Linked DNA regions of Homo sapiens: region 1 is linked to region 2. Evidence: read pairs that join two places in POLR2A ChIA-PET (ENCODE). Cell type or tissue: GM12878. All regions are shown on one strand. Links, peaks and the distances in the headings refer to the core of each region. The heading gives the core; the rest is flanking DNA. Region 1 overlaps GBF1 (golgi brefeldin A resistant guanine nucleotide exchange factor 1). Region 2 overlaps ARMH3 (armadillo like helical domain containing 3).

Region 1 (2,918 bases), core at 108-2,607, 250 kb before region 2:
GTGTGAGCCACTGCGCCCAGCCCTTTTTTCCACTTTTTTAGCAGAGTATTTTTAGTAGAGTTGGGGTTTCACCATGTTGGCCAGGCTGGTCTCAAACTCCTGGTCTCAAACTCCTGACCTCAAGTGATCTGCCTGCCTCGGCCTCTCAAAGTGCTGGGATTATAGGCATGAACTACCATGCCCGGCCACCCACAGCACTTTGTAGTTATCTCTAAACATATCTTGGCTGGGGACAGTGGCTGATGTCTGTGATCCCAGCACTTTGGGAGGCCAAGGAGGGAGCATCAGTTGAGCCTAGAAGTTCAAGACCAGCTTAGGCAACATGGCGAGACCCTGTCTCTACAAAACATAAAGAAAAATTGGCCAGGTGTGGTGGCGCACACCTGTTGTCCCAGCTACTTGGGAGGCTAAGGCAGGAGGATCACTTGAGCCCAGGAGTTCCAGGTTGCCTTGCGGTATGATCGTGCCACTGTACTCCAGCCTGGGTGACAGAGTGAGACTCTGCCTCAAATAAATAAATGAAAATAAAAATAAACACATCTTATACTAATTTATAATTATTTATTTAGTGTATCACCACCATGGGACTATCAGGCTCTATCTCAGGGGGAAAGACCATGATTTATTTACCCTTTTATCTCCAAAGCCTGACACATAGTAAGAAAAATGATCAATAAATACTAGATGAACAAATGAAATAACATCAAGACTGACTCTTCAAGAGTGGTACAGCACACATCCACCTCATGAGAAAAATGACTTCATAGAAGACAATAACTCTGAGCCACACTGGCAAACCTTTTTTTGATAATATATATTTGCTTCTCTACCAGAAGTTACAAACCTTCCATACAGGTAAAAAGAACCCACATTTACCTACCAGCCATATCATAATGCTTCTTTTTTCACGTCTATCTTCCTGACATCTCCTTAAGTGTTATTTGCACATTCACATTTTTGTGAAATATATAATTTTTAATGTAACTGTCAATTCTTCATATATGCCTTATTTTCTTTGGCTCTAAATAGCTGTTTTTAGTACACTAGTGTTTAAGTGGTTTTTTTTTTTTTCTTAATCACTTTTATGGGGTTTGGTTTTGTGTTTGTTTGGTTGTTTGTTTTGAGACAGAGTTTCGCTCTTGTCGTCTAGGCTGGAGTGCAGTGGCGCAATCTCGGCTCACTGCAACCTCCACCTCCAGGGTTCAAGTGATTCTCCTGCCTCAGCCTCCCGAGTAGCTGGGATTACAGGCGCCCACAACCACGCCTAGCTAATTTTTATATTTTTAGTAGAGACAGCGTTTCACCATGTTGGCCAGGCTGGCCTTTAACTCCTGACCTCAGGTGATCTGCCTCCCTTGACTTCCCAAAGTGCTGGCATTACAGGCATGAGCTACCACGCCCGGCCTCTTAATCACTTTTAAACATTTCCTTGGCCAGGTGCAGTAGCTCTCATCTTTAATCCCAGCACTTTAGGAGGCCAAAGCAGGAGGAATGGTTGAGCTCAGGAGTCAGAGACCAGCCTAGGCAACATAAATTAAAAAAAAAAAAAAAAAAATTAGTGGGACATAGTGATACATGCCTGTAGTTCCAGCCACTAGGGAGCCTAAGGTAGGAGGATCAGTTGAGCCAAAAAAAATCAAGGCTGCAATGGGCTATGATGACACCACTGGACTCTGGGCAACATAGTAAAATCCTGTGTCTACAAAAAACACAAAAATCAGGCAGGCGTGGTGGCACGCACCTATAGTCCCAGCTACTCAGGAGGCTGAGATGGGAGGATCACTTCAGCCTGAGAGGCAAAGGTTGCAGTGAGCCGAGATCTCACACCACTGCATTCCAGCTTGGGTGGCAGAGAGAGACTCTGTCTCAAAAAAAAATTATTCTTATCCAACTAGCAAATAAATTCTCCAAAGGCAAAAGCGCAATTTTGTTTTTCTTTTTCATGATGCCTTTGTGTCTAATACAGAGCTGGGCAAACCAAGAAAAACTGATGGACTTTCTGAAAAGGTAGATGGTAGTAGGGAGCTAAAGGACCAGCAATAGGCCCTTCTAAGGTTTATGTTCACTCAATACCTTTAAAAGCCAGAGAAGGCTGGGCGCATTGGCTCACACCTATAATCCCAGCACTTTGGGAGGCCGAGGTGGGCGGATCACGAAGTCAAGAGTTCAAGACCAGCCTGGCCAATATGGTGAAACCACATCTCTATTAAAAATACAAAAATTAGCTGGGTGTGGTGGCGTGCACCTGTAGTCCCAGCTACTTGGGAGGCTAAGGCAGGAGAATTGCTTGAACCCAGGAGGCGGAGGTTGCAGTGAGCCAAGATCACACCACTGCACTCCAGCCTGGGCAACAGAGCAAGACTCCATCAGAGAAAAAAAAAAAAAAAGCCAGAGAAACACTAAAGATGCAGAGCTTTTAACATTTCCAGAGCTGGCCTAGGAACACATCATAGTTCTGTGCTTTATTGAGAATAACCAAAGTTACTAAACTAGGAAACAACTTACTGAGCTCAAGAAATTTACTTAAAGGGTGGAAGTAAAAGAAGGTTAAACTGGGAAAAAAGCTGGTGCCCTGACAATGCATCACTGGAAAATCCTCCCAGACCTGATAATCGGGTGACCAGGGTACCTCAGCTCTAGCATGCCATCTCCTCCCCCTGTGGAGATTCTGAGAGTATCTCAAAAACCGTTTACAAGGTAAGCTACTAATATGTCCAAAGCTGTCCCTTCTGCCAGCTTGGAGATGAAAAATAAAACAAACCTTCTCTATCTCACTCCATCTTTTAGCCACTCAGGGCACCCAAGGTACAAAGGTGACAGCTGGCAGAGTAGGACAAAGAAAAAAAGTCTATGTGATTATGTATAGAGAACTGCAGTGATTAAGTCTCATAAGGCCTGCCCATTTTGTTTATTGAGGG
Region 2 (2,918 bases), core at 119-2,618:
CCATACTTGGTTTGCACTTAAATTTCTTTCTGTGTGTTGTTGTTGTTATTTTGGCTGAATCATTTTATTTTATTTTATTTTTTATTTTTTTGAGACAGAATCTTGCTCTGTTGCCTAGGCTAGAGTGCAATTGCAACCAAGGCTCACTGCAACCTCCGCCTCCTAGGTTCAAGCCATTCTCCTGCCTTAGCTTCTGGAGTAGCTGGGACTACAGGCATGTGGCACAACACCTGGCTAATTTTTGTATTTTTAGTAGAGACGGGGTTTCATTGTGTTGACCAGGCTGGTCTCAAACCCCTGACCTTGTGATCCGCCCACCTCAGCCTCCCAAAGTGCCGGGATTACAGGTATGGGCCACCACGCCCGGCCTGGCTGAATCATTTTAAATGAAGTTGCAGACATCATGATTCTGCTTTACACATAAATATTTTAACATGTATCACCTAAAGTTAAGGACATTTTCCTAGATATCCAGAATACCATTATTATATCTAAGAAAGTCAACAATAATTCTGTAGTATCATGTAATATTTAGTCCCTATTTCAGTATCCCCATTTGTCCCCAAAATGCTTGCTTTTTTGGGACACAAAGCTAGCATTTTAATGAACATTTTTATTAGCATTTCTTTTGGTACCTACAGATTGATCCAGTGGGCTTCTCCTATTTAAAAGGATTTTTTGGCTGGGCGCTGTGGCTCACACCTGTAATCCCAGCACTTTGGGAGGCCTAGGTGGGAGGATCACCTGAGGTCAGGACTTTGAGACCAGCCTGGCCAACATGGTGAAACCCTGTCTCTACTAAAAATACAAAAATCAGCCAAGCATGGTGGTGGGTGCCTGTAATCTCAGCTGCTTGGGAGGCTGAGGCATAAGAATCGCTTGAATGCGGGAGGCGGAGGTTGCAGTGAGCCAAAATCATGCCACTGCACTCTAGCCTGGGCAACAAGGGCAAAACTCTGTTTCAAAAAAAAAAAAGGATTTTTTTTCCTAATTACAAAAATAATTGAAATATTCTTATTAAAAATTAAAACATTCTAGCAATAGTTAACTTAGAAAGTGAAAGTTCTTTGTAATTTAAACTCTCCAGAGTTAATCACTCTTAACAATTTGGCATAGATTCTTCCTTTTTAAGGCTTCTTTATAAGAATCTTTAAATCCTTTTTAGGAACTAACTGTCCAGTAGTTTATATTTGGGTTCTTAAATTATGGTCCACAGATGAACTTCAGATTCCTAAATAACAAAAAAACCATTTCCACTTTAGAAGCAAAATTGCTGAAATACTATGGTTTTTGCCACTTTACTTTCTGTGAGGAGAGATTAATGCCTTGTAGGTGGTTTAAGTTTCCCTTAGGCATTAAGTATACTCTAGAAGTCTCTTATTTGCCAAGTGAGGTAGGTAGGTTTCTGGTTGGAGAGTTTTCAGAAGTCTAAGAATGGAGCTGAAAGGCAAGAACTGCATAGGAGGAGAAGACCAGGATTCGGAGACTTTTAGAGTGAGAAAGAAACATTGGTAGACAGAGACAGGAGAGCTAAAAGGTAAGTATGGGAAATGAAGAATTGCCAGAGCAGAAAGGAGCCTGGGTGGGCAGAGTCTAAGATATGTTACACTCAGACATATTGTATTAGCTCTTGGAGATTTCTGCCTTGCAAACTTAGACTTTTTTCTTCCTTTATGTTTTGCAAGTGTTCTCTTTCAAGAAAGAGAGAGCTATATCAGGGATGAGATAGATTTAAGTAGTCCATGTCACTAACTCCTAACATAAAACAGTCCATTGGGAGCTGCAGAGATAGCTGAACCTCTGAGACTTGGCAAGAGAGATCTGGTAAGCAAGGATAACCAGACTTGTGTATCACTTTCTTGAAGCCATTGCTTCTTTATGGAAATGGTAACCTCTTCCTTTCTCTAGAAGTATTGCAGCAACCACAGAATAGAGACACTGCATGGATGTGACCTAGAAAATGAACTTTTAGCTTTGCCGGATATAACACAGTGAACTGAGGCCCTTGGAACTCATTTTTAGCTTTAGTGATTATATAAGCTTCTTTGTCTTGGTCACTTGCCATCCATAAAATGGAAGGCAAAATTAAAGGCTGATTAATTGTAGAATGAGTGGTCTTGGCCAACAGGCAACCTAAATATGGCAAAGGGCAAGGTTAGGAATGAAGAGTTAATTTCAAAAATGACTCCTGTGTGGCTTTATTGGCCCAGCTTTCTTCCTGCCTCAGCCCCTGCTGCATGCCTTGGCTAACAGCATCTCATTATGTTTTTAGCAGCAATAGAAGCAACTTTTTCTTGGCTCTGTTTCCACCACCGCCATGAGGATATTATCTTTTTCCTTTTTCTTATATATTTATCCTTTAAACCCAAAAAGATACTTTTAATAGATATGTATAATAAGGTATAAAGTTTATAATAACTATAATAAATAGCATAACTTATAAAGTATAATAATAAAATGAACATATGTGAACCTACCACCCAACTTAAATAAAACAACATTAATGCTGTTGAAGCTACCTGTGTGTCCCTCCCCAATCACTTCTCTCCTCTCCATTCTCCAGAATTTTTTTTTTTTTTTTGAGACGGAGTCTTGCTCTGTCGCCAGGCTGGAATGCAGTGGCACGATCTCAGCTCACTGCAACCTCTGCCTCCCGGGTTCAAGCGATTCCCCTGCCTCAGCCTCCTGAGTAGCTGGAATTACAGGCTTGCGCCACCATGCCCAGCTAATTTTTTGTATTTTAGTAGAGATGGGGTTTCACCATGTTGGCCAGGATGGTCTCGATCTCCTGACCTTGTGATCCACCCGCCTCGGCCTCCCAAAGTGCTGGGATTACAGGCATGAGCCACCACGCGTGGCCCAGAATTTTGTATTTATCATTCCTTTGGTTTTGTTTGTTTGTTTGAGACAGAGTCTCA

Evidence for each region. ChIA-PET counts read pairs that join two places held together with the same protein. Peaks named below come from ENCODE experiments on the same cell type or tissue, not always from the same donor. Only the 100,000 strongest peaks of a DNase experiment are listed, where the experiment ranks them.
Region 1: POLR2A ChIA-PET joins it to region 2 with 5 read pairs; 2 of 35 experiments call an interaction of 5 or more read pairs at or near these places.

Annotation. Positions count from the first base shown.
Region 1 is chr10:102,249,162-102,252,079 of GRCh38, reverse strand. The region is part of intron 1 of GBF1 (golgi brefeldin A resistant guanine nucleotide exchange factor 1); the gene reads right to left. Among named protein-coding and RNA genes, the nearest start is that of GBF1, 5.1 kb to the right of the region's middle. In GM12878, for the core only: no CTCF peak of the experiment used is centred there; no DNase peak of the experiment used is centred there.
Region 2 is chr10:101,997,254-102,000,171 of GRCh38, reverse strand. All of the region lies in intron 15 of ARMH3 (armadillo like helical domain containing 3), which reads left to right. Among named protein-coding and RNA genes, the nearest start is that of ARMH3, 57 kb to the left of the region's middle. In GM12878, for the core only: no CTCF peak of the experiment used is centred there; no DNase peak of the experiment used is centred there; H3K27ac peaks cover 965 bases.